Linked DNA regions of Homo sapiens: region 1 is linked to region 2. Evidence: chromatin contacts called from ENCODE Hi-C or POLR2A ChIA-PET data. All regions are on one chromosome and are shown on one strand. Each heading gives the region's core, a stretch centred on a gene start or an enhancer-like site at or near the end of the contact. The rest is flanking DNA. Distances are from core to core; before and after follow the strand shown.

Region 1 (6,345 bases), core at 2,889-5,388, 2.3 Mb after region 2:
CTTGGCTTAAGTTATACACCTCATAAAGTGGCAGGGCTAGGAACAAACTCAGAGAATCTAGCTCCACAGTCTGCAATCTCTAATTTTTATAAATAAATTGGATTACACACAGCATTACCTTCAAAATCTCTCTGATCATATAATAAGCTACCCCCAAAAGGAACTTCAAAGGGCATATATTTTATTGTTAGTATTCTTTAATCTGTAAGTACATTATAGTATACACCCAAACTTACCAGGTTTAGGTACTTCTAGACCTCTTTCTTTATAGAAATCATGCATTTGCTTTTTTTCTCCTAAAAAATGATAAAACACAGACTAAATTACACTTAAAATGTAACTACTAGAGTCAGAGATTCTGGGATTCACAACCATGTAATAAAAGAAACTTACTTTCCTCTAGATTGATCACTAATTTGTACACTATGTCTTGTAACTGTCGGTCCAACCTAATAAAAGGAAAGGATGGAGAATACCTCAGAATTCAGAAAAATGCATTTTGGTACAGAGTGAGTTAATTGTGTTTTCTCTTGAGAGTGGGTATCTTTTTTCTCAGAGGTGAGTTACTTTTAAGTAGCATTTACAGTTCCTAAAATATAACTCACTCAAGAAAACCTTAAGTAAATATATGTAATCATAAGTATTCACAGATTCTTGAATGGGTCACTAAACTGTTTCATGTGCATTGTTTTTTGTGTGTGTGTGTGACAAGGTCTCACTTTTGTCACCCAGGCTGGAGTGCAGTGGCTCAATCATGGCTCACTGCAGCCTCCACTTCCTAGGCTTAGGTGGATTTTTCCCACCTCAGCCTCCTTAATAGCTGGGACTAAAGGCGCGTGACACCACGCCTGGTTAATTTGATTTTATTCCCTTCATAAGAATACGAGTTGAGGGCAGAGACTGTATTTTGAACTTCTGTCTATCATCTGCAAAGCACTCCTGTGTGAAGGTAGTAAAAATCAATAGTATTTGTTGAATAACAGTAATCTACTGTTAGTATTTTTCCCTCTCTTAAGAAACTGAGTATGAACTGGAAATTTGAATAATAAGCCACAATGAGCTAATGACAAATGGGCTTTACTAAAGAGGCCAGTTGTTTCAGGTATTACTTCTAAAAAAACAGAATTTGGAATACCTATATACTGGAAATGAAAAGCCTAAACTAGCCTCATTAACCTGAGTAAGTGATGGGATTAAAATTCTCAGGAAAAAGGCCTGTGCCTCTTTTAAGTCCTCAGCAGATATTACAGTGCCTAGTACATAGTAAGTGCTCTATACATATTTCTTAAAAGAATATGTAGTTCCCTTTTAATTTTGAGAGAGGTCAAGAGTTTTTTTGTTTTTTTTTTTTTTGAGATACTCTCATCAGTCTGTCGCCCAGGCTGGAATACAGTGGCACGATCTTGGCTCCTGCAACCTCTGCCTCCCAGGTTCAAGCGATTCTCCTGCCTCAACCTCCCAAGTAGCTGGGATTACAGGCATGTGCCGCCACTCCTGGCTAATAGTGGAGATGGGGTTTCACCATGTTGGCCAGGTTGGTCTTGAACTCCTGATCTGAAGTGATCCACTCACCTCGGCCTCCCAAAGTGCTGGGATTATGGCATTAGCCACTGAACCCATCCTGAGAGGTCAATAATTTATTCCAACTATATAACTTCAAGCTTTCAGAAAAAGTATATTTAAAATACAATTGTAATTTATATATTCTTCTTACCTTATGTTATAAAGAGGTTGTGTCTGATGTACTACTATATTGCATTTTGGACATCTGTTGCTGTAGTAAAAATGTCTTACGATGCAGCTTTTACAAACTGTTGAAAAAGAATGTTGAAGTCAGGATGCTTTCAAGACATTTCAAAAACTGAAAAATTATTCAGAAATGTGATCGGTATGCTTACAGGTATGAAGACATTCTGTGATGGTAGTTGCATCTATTAAGTAACCTTTGCAAATGGAACACAAGATGTATGGGGTCAGCTCAGAGAGATTAATCAGGCGCTGCAAATAAACGGAAACAGTTTTAAAATACAAGTCCTTGCCTTTTACAAATTCTTTTTTTTTTTTTGAGACAGAGTCTCACTCTGTAGCCCAAGCTGAGTGCAGTGATGTCATCTCGGTTCACTGCAACCTCCGCCTCCTGGATTAAAGCGATTCTCCTGTCTCAGCCTCCCGAGTAGCTGGGATTACAGGCGCGCACAACCACGCCTGGCTAATTTTTGTATTTTTAGTAGAGATGGGGTTTCACCATGTTGGCCAGGCTGGTCTCGAACCCCTGGCCTCAGGTGATCCACCCGCCAAGGCCTCCCAAAGTGCTAGGATTACAAGCATGAGCCACCGCGCTCAGTCCACCTTCTTCAAAACCTTAAACCATAATCTCAAAATGTCATTGCAACATGGAAACATACACCTCCAACCCATTAAAAGACTACTGAAAGTTACAATAATAACACAATATAAATTATTGTTTCTTTCTTTCCGTTTTTTTTTTTTTTTTTTTGAGAGGGAGTCTGCCTCTGTCGCCCAGACTGGAGTGCAGCGGCAAGATCTCGGCTCACTGCAACCTCCGCCTCCCAGATTCAAGTGATTCTCCTACCTCAGCCTCCTGAGTAGCTGAGATTACAGGCGCGTGCCACCACGCCCCGCTACTTTTTGTATTTTCAGTAGAGAAGGGGTTTCACCGCTTTGGTCAGGCTGAACTCCTGACCTCGTGTTTCGCCTGCCTCGGCCTCCCAAAGTGCGGGGATTATAGGCGTGAGCCACACCGCGCCCAGCCAAATTATTGTTTCAAAAGGATCTTTACGCTGGGCGCAGTGGCTCACGCCTGTAATCCCAGCACTTTGGGAGGCCGAGGCGGGCGGATCACGAGGTCAGGAGATCGAGACCATCCTGGCTAACACGGTGAAACCCCGTCTCTACTAAAAATACAAAAAATAAGCCGGGCGTGGTGGCGGGCGCCTTGTAGTCCCAGCTACTCTAAAGGCTGAGGCTGGAGAATCGCTTGAACCTGGGAGGCGGAGGTTGCAGTGAGCCGAGATCGCGCCACTGCACTCCAGCCTGGGCGACAGAGCGAGACTCCGTCTCAAAAACAAAACAAAACAAAACAAAACAAAAGGATCTTTACTGCCTAGTAAGCAGTAGCTTCAATAATTATACAGGACAGGCAACGTGGCTCACGCATGTAATCTTTCGGAAGGCCAGAGAGGGAGAATCTCTTGAACCCAGGAGTTCGAGAACAGCCTGGGAACATAGGGAGCCCTCCTCGCTACAAAAAAAAAAAAAAATGTTTAATTAGCCCGGCGTGGTGGCGCGTGCCTGTAGTCCCAGCTACTCCGGAGGCTGAGGCGGGAGGATCGCCTGAGGCCAGGAGTTGGAGGCTGCAGTGAGCCATGGTCGCGCCACTGCACTCCAGCCTGGGAGACCCTGTCTCAAAATAATTATAATTATTAACAGAACGAATGAGTTGGACTCGCAGAGCCTAAGTGACCTGCAAGAACTTCACAAAATAAGCGGGTAAAGACCCAGGCCGGGCCGGAGGCCTGTCGGCGCCACACGCCTAGGCAGCCGGGGCAGAGGTCGGGGGAGGTCCGCTCCAGTGCTCCGCGCGGCGGCGGCGCACTAGGATCGGGCCGGCGCCCGGCAGACGAGGGCCAGCTACGTCCCTGACGCCGCTTGGGCCCAGCGGGGTCGCGCGGGGGCTCTAAATACCTCCTCCTCGTCCTCCGAGTCCTGCCGGCCTCCCTCCAGCCTCAACGAGAAGTGACTCATGTCCTCCTCCTCCTCCTCTTCTTCCTCCTCCAGCTCCTCTTCTTCTTCCAACTCCTCGTCCTCGTCCTCGAAGCGGCCTCTGAAGCGGCCCAGGCTGCGCTCCGGCTCCAGCTCAGGGGGCCGGGAGCCGGAGCAGCCGGGAGCCCCCGTCTCAGACAGAGGCGCCGGTCCCTCCTCACCCGCTGCGGGTGCAGGGGTGAGGGCGGGCGGGGAGACAGGAGGCGGAGGCGGCAAGGCTGCAGCTCCCTCGGTTTTGGCAGCGCCTACGCTGCCCGCCGTCACCACCGCGACCCCCTCCATGGTCGGGAGAGACACCAGGCGAGGCGAGGCGGCGGGAGAGCGCGGGAGTTCGGCCGGCCTCGGACGCCACCACTGCGCAGGCGCGGCAGCCTGAGGGGCTCGCCGGGAAATGTGGTTTAGCGGCCCTCACCTCCGCGGGGCGCAAACCCTGCAGCTCCGGGGCAGGCTGCGGGGCGCGCGGGCCGCACTTTAAAGGAATCTCACCAGATTTTCTCCTTGGAAGGGGACGCTCTCTTCGCCGCCTTTTAAAAACAGCAAAATTGCTACCGTTCCAAGCAACAATATTCTGTTTGCATCACCTAATTCACAGAGCACTGAACTAGGTAGCATGTGACGTTGCATCACAAATAATAATCATTTCCACTTGAGTACCAATTATGCATTTCCTCTGTGGCAAATCACCTCCATCCAAGATTATTTCCCTTAGGAAGTATAAAGTTCCTGTTCTGAAGTATGTACGTTTATTTATTTTAAGGAATTATATAGTGTATTGATACAAGGTGAAAATCTAATCACTACTCAAAGATCATCCATGTCACCCCATCCCATAAAGCCCATTATATTGAATTCGAAAAGCTTTTTTTTTTTTTTTTTGAGACAGTTTCGCTCTTGTCGCTCAGGCAGGAGTGCAGTGGCGCTCACTTGCAACCTCCGCCTCCCGGGTCCAAGCGATTCTGCCTCAGGCTCCCAAGCAGCTGGGACTACTGGCGCCTGCCACCACGCCCAGCTAACTTTTGTATTTTCAGTAGAGACAGGGTTTCACCATGTTGACCAGGCTAGTCTCAAACTTCTGATCTCAGGTGATCCACCCGCCTCAGCCTCCCAAAGTGTTGGGTTACAGGCCTGAGCCAGGGCGCCGGGCCCAACAAACATTTATTGAGGGCCTACTGTAGCAGAAACTCAGACCCACCCAGGTACAACCCACCCCATTGCCCAATTTTATTAAGAGAGGTTTGGAGTTGGCTTAACATTATTCTTGCTAGTCCGGGCGCGGTGGCTCACACCTGTAATCCCAGCACTTTGGGAGGCCGAGGCGCGCAGATCATGAGGTCAGGAGTTCAAGACCAGCCTAGCCAACATGGTGAAACCCCGTCTCTACTAAAAATACAAAAATTAGCTGGGCATGGTGGCGCGTGCCTGTAATCCCAGCTACTTGGGAGGCTAAGGCAGAAGAATCACTTGAGCCCAGGAGGCGGAGCTTGCAGTGAGCTAAGATCGTGCCACTGCACTCCAGCCTGGGCTACAGAGTGAGACTCCATCTCAAAACAAAACAAAACAAAACAAAACAAAACAAAAAACAAAAAAACCATTATCCTTGCTAAGATAATGCCAGCTAATGTCACGATGCCTGCAAGAAAGATTCGGGAAGTCAAATGCTCCTAATCAAATAATGCCTGGCAAAGTCACATTTAAGAGCTGAATGTGACCAGGCACAGTGGCTCCCGCCTGTAATCCCAGCACTTTGGGAGGCTGAGGCAAGCGGATTGCCTGAGGTTGGGAGTTAGAGACCAGCCTGACCAACATGGAGAAACCCCATCTCTACTAAAAATACAAAATTAGCCGGGCATGGTGGCGCATGCCTGTAATCCCAGCTACTCGAGAGGCTGAGGCAGGAGAATCACTTGAACACAGACGAGGTGGAGGTTGCGGTGAGCCGAGATCACACCACTGCACTCCAGCCTGGGCAACAAGAGCAAGACTCCATCTCAAAAAAAAAATAAATTTTAAAAATATGGCCAAGCGAGGTGGCTCATGCCTGTAATCCCAATGCTTTGGGAGGCTGAGTTGGGCGGGTAACGAGGTCAGGAGTTTGAGACCAGCCTGACCAACATGGTGAAACTCCATCTCTACTAAAAATACGAAAATTAGCCGGGCATGGTGGTGCACACTTGTAATCCCAGCTACTCAGGAGGCTGAGGCAGGAGAATCACTTGAACCCGGGAGGCGAAGGTTGCAGTGAGCCGAGATCGCACCACTGCACCCCAGCCTGGGCGACAGAGTGAGACTCCGTCTCAAAAAATTAAAATACAATAAAATAAAATAAAATAGCTGAATGTGTGCCAGGGGTGGTAGCTCATTGCCAGCCTGGGCGCCAGAGCGAGACCCGGTCTAACAACAACAAAAAAAAGAAAATGCTGAATGTGTTGTCTAGGGAATTGATGAGGAAATCAAGTCATGGTGTTTCCTTGGGGAACAGTGAACCAAGTTAAGTATTCCCATTGCTTCTGGACCAGACCCCACCTCTCCTTCTCCAGTCCCAACGTCTGGTCAAGTTTGAGA
Region 2 (6,288 bases), core at 3,072-5,571:
TTTGGCCAAGTCATCAGGTTGGATGGAGCTACAGTCACCATTTCAAGGGTCAATGGGATACTGAAGGTGGGTGTTAGGGGGAGGGATTGCCTTTTGAGATATACGAAGGTAGACTGAGGCCTGATTTAGATGTCCTGAAGCTTATTCAACTTGCCTTAATGCCTAGGTATTCCAGAAAGCCAGTTCCTGGCTATTCCAGTCTTCATTTTGTAACACTACTTATAGCTGAATTATGTTTTCCTTTTTCTTTTCTTTTCTTGTTTTTTTTGAGATGGAGTTTTGCTCTGTCACCTAGGTTGGCGTGGTGGCGCGATCTCGGTTCACTGCAACCTCCGCCTCCTGGGTTCAAGCGATTCTACTGTCTCAGCCTCCCAAGTAGCTGGGATTATACGCATGCGCCACCATAACCAGCTAATTTTTGTATTTTTAATAGAGATGGGGTTTTGCCATGTTGGCCAGGCTGGTCTCGAACTCCTGACCTCAGGTGATCCGCCCACCTTGGTCTCCCAAAGGGCTGGGATTACAGGCATGAACCACTGTGCCCAGCCAATCTTTTTACCTGGCCACCCCAGCTTTGCTACATTTATCTTGACATTCTAATTTACCTATAAAAATAGCCTCTACTAGGAAGCCAAGGTGAGCAGATCACTTGAGGTCAGGAGTTCAAGACCAGCCTGGCCAACATGACAAAACCCTGTCTCTACTTAAAAAAAAAAAAAAAAAAAAAAAAAAATTAGCCAGGTGGCTACTCAGGAGGCTGAGGTAGGAGGATCGCTTGAACCCGGGAGGCCGAGGTTGCAGTGAGCTGAGATTGCGCCACTGTACTCCAGCCTGGGCGATAAAGCTAGACTCTGTCTCAAAAAAAAAAAAAAAAAAAAGGAAAAATAACTTATAAAGCAGTAGTGAGTATTACACTCAACCATTAGCCTCATTCCAAATTCTCTTAGGATGTTTATTGATGATATAGATGATAAATACACATACAGTTGTGATCAGTATCCATATACTTCTTCTTTTCTCTTAACCTTATTTTTCCATACATACTTTTCACTTTGTTTCCTACATACATTATTTTGAGTTTACCTATTTGTCATAGTTGGTAGCTACAAAGTATTCCATTTTAATTATCTATGTTGAGGTTTTTTTTTTAATCAACCAATTCTAATATTCACAGGAAGCACAATTTCTCCATATCCGTCTTTAATAGGTCAGTATGGACCATTTGTTTCATTCCTGCTTCTTCCTCAAAGTTGCAACTCTACTATTTTCACCAGCTGTGTCAAAACAGGGTTTGTGAAGTGACAGGTTGAAATATGTGGATCATTTGAAGTAATTTCTTTTCTTTACCAAATTAAACAATGACTGTATGCCTTGTTTCATCTTTTGTTGTTCATCTGTATAGGGCTCTTTTCACTCTTTTATTTTTAAAATTCTATTTTTTATTTTTATTTTTTGAGAGGGGGTCTTGCTCTGTCACCCAGGCTGGAGTGCAGTGGCGTGATCTGGGCTCACTGCAACCTCTGCCTCCCAGATTCAAGCGATTCTCCTGCCTCAGCCTCCTGAGTAGCTGGGATTACAGGCGTGCACCACCACGCTGGGCTAATTTTTGTATTTTTAGTAGAGACAGGGTTTCACCATATTGACCAGGCTGGTCTCAAGCTCCTGACCTCAGGTGATCCACCCGCCTCCGCCTCCCAAAGTGCTGGGATTAAGAGGTATGAGCCACCACGCCTGGCCCTAAACTTCTATTTTTAAAGAGACATGGTCTCTCGAACCCTTGAGCTCAAGGGATCCTACTGCCTCAGTCTCCCAAGTAGCTGGTGCTACAGGCGTGCACCACCACACTCCAGCTCATCATTCTGTCATTATACTTCAGTTATTTCATGTGTCAGTGACTGAAAGTGAACGTATGATAATCTTGTGAACACAGGGCTTCACAGTGGAAAGAAAACTACATTCTATACCTCATTCCTTCTTCAATACAAGCATCTGCAGGAAAAGGGGAAAAAAGAGGCGGGACCATCTATTATTCAACAAATTTCAACTTCACCCTGCCCATCTGGATCTAGTCTCCCTCATTAAATGCAAAGGATGCTGCCACCTGGCTCCTCTCCCTAGCAGTATTCACATCATCTAGGCTAGAAAATCCCTTCCCTTTGGCCTGTTTTGCACAAAACCGAGTAAACATTTTCAAAGTATATATACGCAAAATCATTTGCTATCTCTTTACTATGTATGATGCGCATAGGTGTTACTGAATATTTTGGAGCCTTGATGGATAAAGTATGGGATGTTGAGGATCGGGGAATGTATCTAAACTTTCAAGTTGTGTCCTATTCAAAAAACTCCCTTCTAAAAGCATTTTTACGGTATGTAGGGTTTTAATGTAACAAAATCTCTACTTAATAACAGCGGATCCCCTTTTATTATCTTTGTGCCTACCTGGATGCACGGTTCCAGCATGTTCTCGTCACGAACCACAAGCCCACCAGAGGGCGCTGGTTCCCCGTCTACCTACTGTTCTCCATCAGCGACTCAGAAAATCCAGGTTAAACACTCAGGCAGTCTTTCACATTTAATCCACAAATATTTACCGAGAATTTGACGTGCCACCAGGCGCGGGGCTAGGTTCACAAGATACAGTAGTGAGTTAGGCACGATTCCTACTACCAGAAGCTTAGAGCATAGGGAAGACTAAAAGTAAGCCACCGTCTACAATAGTAGGATAAGTGGAGAGTTTCTAGGTCCGTGGAGTTTGTTGTTGAATATCTGCTCCAGGCCTTAGAAGCCGGCAGCAATTCACTAAAAGATCCCGGACTTGTCTGCTCTGTATCCCAGCCAAGGAGCTCCGTCCCCAAGGTGTTTTGTTAGAGTCAGAGACCTCTCCTTGGGTGATTCCATTCGTCAGCCCCACAAGTCCCCGTCTCTGGCCTTTTTCAGGGTCTCCGGCAGCTCTCTGACAGTTCCCCTTCTGTCTCAGGTCGACACTTATTCCAAGGACCAGGGATTACTCACAACTATCCGCCAGAGTTTGCTCCGCCCTTTCTTTTTCCTGTTTAAAATCCGCGGGCTCTTAGTGTTCTCGGTTCCTAGATTTCCTGTTCTGATTCTCGCGACAGTTGCGAGGCCTCGCGTGAAGTTCCCTTCTAGTCCCTATTTCGAATTTGAGACCGGGAGAGAGTGTCTGCCCTTGCCCACCTCCTCAGAACCCCTCTGGCCAGGGATGGCGCCTACGTGGCTCGGGAGCCCCTGAATGAATGGGCTTGGCCCAACTTAGGGGCGCATTCCGACGGGAGAGTCCTGGCTGTATTCCGAGGCTCCAGTGCGCATGCGGAGTCGATCCCGCGCAGGCGGGCGGGGACGGCAGCCGGGTCTTGTGGGCGGAGCCTGACTAAGTGCCGCCCCCTTGCCGGCTGCAGATTGCTATTTCTGCCCCCCACCCTCGCCCATCCCCCCGCGAGCTGGACTGCGCCAAGGCTTCTGTGAGCCGCTTGGGGCCGGCCGGGGCGGGGCCTGCCCGACCCGGGTTTGGCTGGCGGGCCCCTAGGAATGCTCTCCTCCCCGCCCCCGGCCCAAAGTGCCACGGTGGCGGTGGTGGCGGCCGCGAGGCCGAGTGTCTCCGGCCCTGCCAGCCTCGCAACCGTAACCTGTAATCCCGACCCGAGGGACGCCCGCCGGGGAGGCGCCAGCCCGCCTCTCCCTGCGGCCGCTGGTCGGCTCCGACCTCGAATCACCCGGCTCACCCGCGGGTCGCAGCACCTGCCGGATGTGGGGAGGAAGAAGGAGGCCAGATGAGGGAAGGCGGATGTAGGCGCCCAGTCTGTCCGCGCCTTGGTGGGGCAGCTGGGTGGGCAAGCCTGCGGTCGCTCCCGGGAACCAGCCCTGGGCTGCGGGGAGACGAAGGTGGTTGGTCCTGCCCTCCAGGAGCGCCCCGACATCGACGTAAAATGACTTGGCACCAGAGCTCCTGCCGCCTCCCCCTTATGCAGCTGCCCTCGCCGACGCCAGGGACTGTAAAATCAGATGGGACAGGGCCTAGCCGTTCAGCCAACACTTTGAGCTTCCCAGCCAAACTCCTACCCCCACTCCCCGCCTCCGGTCCTCACCCCCTTCCTCTCTCCCAGCCTCGGTGTCTGGTTACGGCTCCTCTGCTCGCATTGTGACTTTGGGCCAGGCTGGGGGAAATGACCCGGGAGGGTCCCATGCGGCTACATAAAATTGGCAGCCTTAGAACTAGTGGGAAGGCGGGTGCGCGAAGTCGAGGGGCGGAGAGAGGGGGCCGGAGGAGCTGCTTTCTGAATCCAAGTTCGTGGGCTCTCTCAGAAGTCCTCAGGACGGAGCAGAGGTGGCCGGCGGGCCCGGCTGACTGCGCCTCTGCTTTCTTTCCATAACCTTTTCTTTCGGACTCGAATCACGGCTGCTGCGAAGGGTCTAGTTCCGGACACTAGGTGAGCACTCTGTGCCCCAGGCCATAAGCGAGGCGGCATCAGCCCCCCCAGTTCTCACCCCCCATTAGCAGCTTCTTACTTCTGGAGCCACCCATTCTCTTTGGGCAAGGATGCTCAGGGGCCAGGGATCGGAGTCGGGTGGTGCACGGAAGTGGTGCTGGTGGTGGGTGTGCGTGCGCCTGAGCCTTATCACCCTTTCCTCACCTCTCTTCACTCCCAGCCCTCCCAAGAACAGCCCAACTGATTGCTAACTGCCATAACTGGATAATCCCTAGAGGGTCACTAGGCCTGTGTGTTGGGGGAGGCTACTTGGTAGCAGGGGAGGGGGCGATGCTAGTGTCATGCTTTGGTACAAGAAGCAGTGAGGTTGGTCTTTCGGCACAGGCCCTGTTTCTGACCTCCTGACCTGGCTTCCCTTCCTGGCAGGGTGCCCGAACGCGCTGATGCCCCGAGTGCTCGCAGGGCTTCCCGCTAACCATGCTGCCGCCGCCGCGGCCCGCAGCTGCCTTGGCGCTGCCTGTGCTCCTGCTACTGCTGGTGGTGCTGACGCCGCCCCCGACCGGCGCAAGGCCATCCCCAGGCCCAGATTACCTGCGGCGCGGCTGGATGCGGCTGCTAGCGGAGGGCGAGGGCTGCGCTCCCTGCCGGCCAGAAGAGTGCGCCGCGCCGCGGGGCTGCCTGGCGGGCAGGGTGCGCGACGCGTGCGGCTGCTGCTGGGAATGCGCCAACCTCGAGGGCCAGCTCTGCGACCTGGACCCCAGTGCTCACTTCTACGGGCACTGCGGCGAGCAGCTTGAGTGCCGGCTGGACACAGGCGGCGACCTGAGCCGCGGAGAGGTGCCGGAACCTCTGTGTGCCTGTCGTTCGCAGAGTCCGCTCTGCGGGTCCGACGGTCACACCTACTCCCAGATCTGCCGCCTGCAGGAGGCGGCCCGCGCTCGGCCCGATGCCAACCTCACTGTGGCACACCCGGGGCCCTGCGAATCGGGTACGCATGGCCCGGGGCCCCCACCCCAGCACTTAGGTTTCCTAGAGGCACTGCTCCCCGACCCCTGACAGCATTGGTCTCTGGCCAGCAGAGCAAAAAAGATAAGGCTATAGAGGCCTCGAGTCCAGTATAAAACCCTGCTCTCGCTACTGGTTCATAAAAGCTGCCACCTTAAGGTGGGGGTGGGGGGTGGAGTGGAGTGGGAGTCCCGGGCTTCGTCAGCAAGCTGCATTCGCTGAACCACGTGAAAGCTCCAGAGCTGGCTGGCAGGGAGAGACAGGTCCTCTGAGGGCGCAGGCACATAACCTATGGTTTGCTCAGAGACCCCCCCGACTTTTCCCAGACCAGTGGAGTCCAGGCAGCAAGACGGGTTCCTGTGAGATGCAATCACGTTTCATTCTTAGAGCAGTTTGTTCACCCAGTCTCCCCACCTCTCTGCTTTCTCCTGCTTTTAGGGATTAGTGAAGGGGAGCGGGAAGTTCTTTCTCTATCCCTGGGGACTGGGGTCCATTCAGGCCTCTAGCTTTCCTTGGTAGCTTTAGTAACTTTCACTTCCTGAGCCCGGGCTCTGCGTCTGGCTCGGCTGGGGCAGCCAGAAAACAAACACCCCGTGGGGGTCCCAGCAATTTCCTCCACTCCTGCAGGCTTCCTGCCTGTCGCACAAGTCCAGCTTCAGGTTCTCTGCCTTGCCGCAGGACTCCCCCAGGGGGTACTGAGGAGGGAACGGCTGCTTTTCCTCCTTTGGGAACTGGGCCTGTTTAGAAAAGGGGAAGGGGGATCTGGAAGGTTTTGATTACAGGCACGCAGGAAAGGCTGGGGAGGGTGAAATGAGGACAGGGGAGCAGTTAGGGA

Evidence for each region. A loop is a pair of places that touch in the nucleus more often than their neighbours do. ChIA-PET counts read pairs that join two places held with the same protein, here RNA polymerase II (POLR2A). Pooled maps may share reads with other maps.
Region 1: a loop to region 2 is called in a pooled map, with 23 times the contacts of the local background. The contact joins the promoter of PCGF6 here to the promoter of KAZALD1 in region 2. A Hi-C loop is called at or near these places in 1 of 168 maps with a recorded cell type or tissue (naive thymus-derived CD4-positive, alpha-beta T cell) and 7 of 50 pooled maps. POLR2A ChIA-PET finds 5 or more read pairs at or near these places in 1 of 52 experiments (activated T-cell).

Annotation. Positions count from the first base shown.
Region 1 is chr10:103,347,002-103,353,346 of GRCh38, forward strand. It overlaps PCGF6 (polycomb group ring finger 6), which reads right to left and starts at 4,139. Exons shown (of 10, transcript NM_001011663.2): 1 at 3,706-4,139; 2 at 1,899-1,998; 3 at 1,715-1,811; 4 at 394-449; 5 at 237-296. The coding sequence starts at 4,065. RefSeq lists an enhancer at 3,367-3,872 and a silencer at 4,038-4,267.
Region 2 is chr10:101,057,668-101,063,955 of GRCh38, forward strand. KAZALD1 (Kazal type serine peptidase inhibitor domain 1) reads left to right here and starts at 4,322. Exons shown (of 5, transcript NM_030929.5): 1 at 4,322-4,448; 2 at 4,875-5,436. The coding sequence starts at 4,926. LOC107984262 (a long non-coding RNA gene) reads right to left here and starts at 3,084. Exons shown (of 2, transcript XR_001747569.3): 1 at 2,443-3,084; 2 at 928-1,989. RefSeq lists enhancers at 2,965-3,259, 4,186-5,074 and silencers at 3,387-3,806, 4,987-5,036.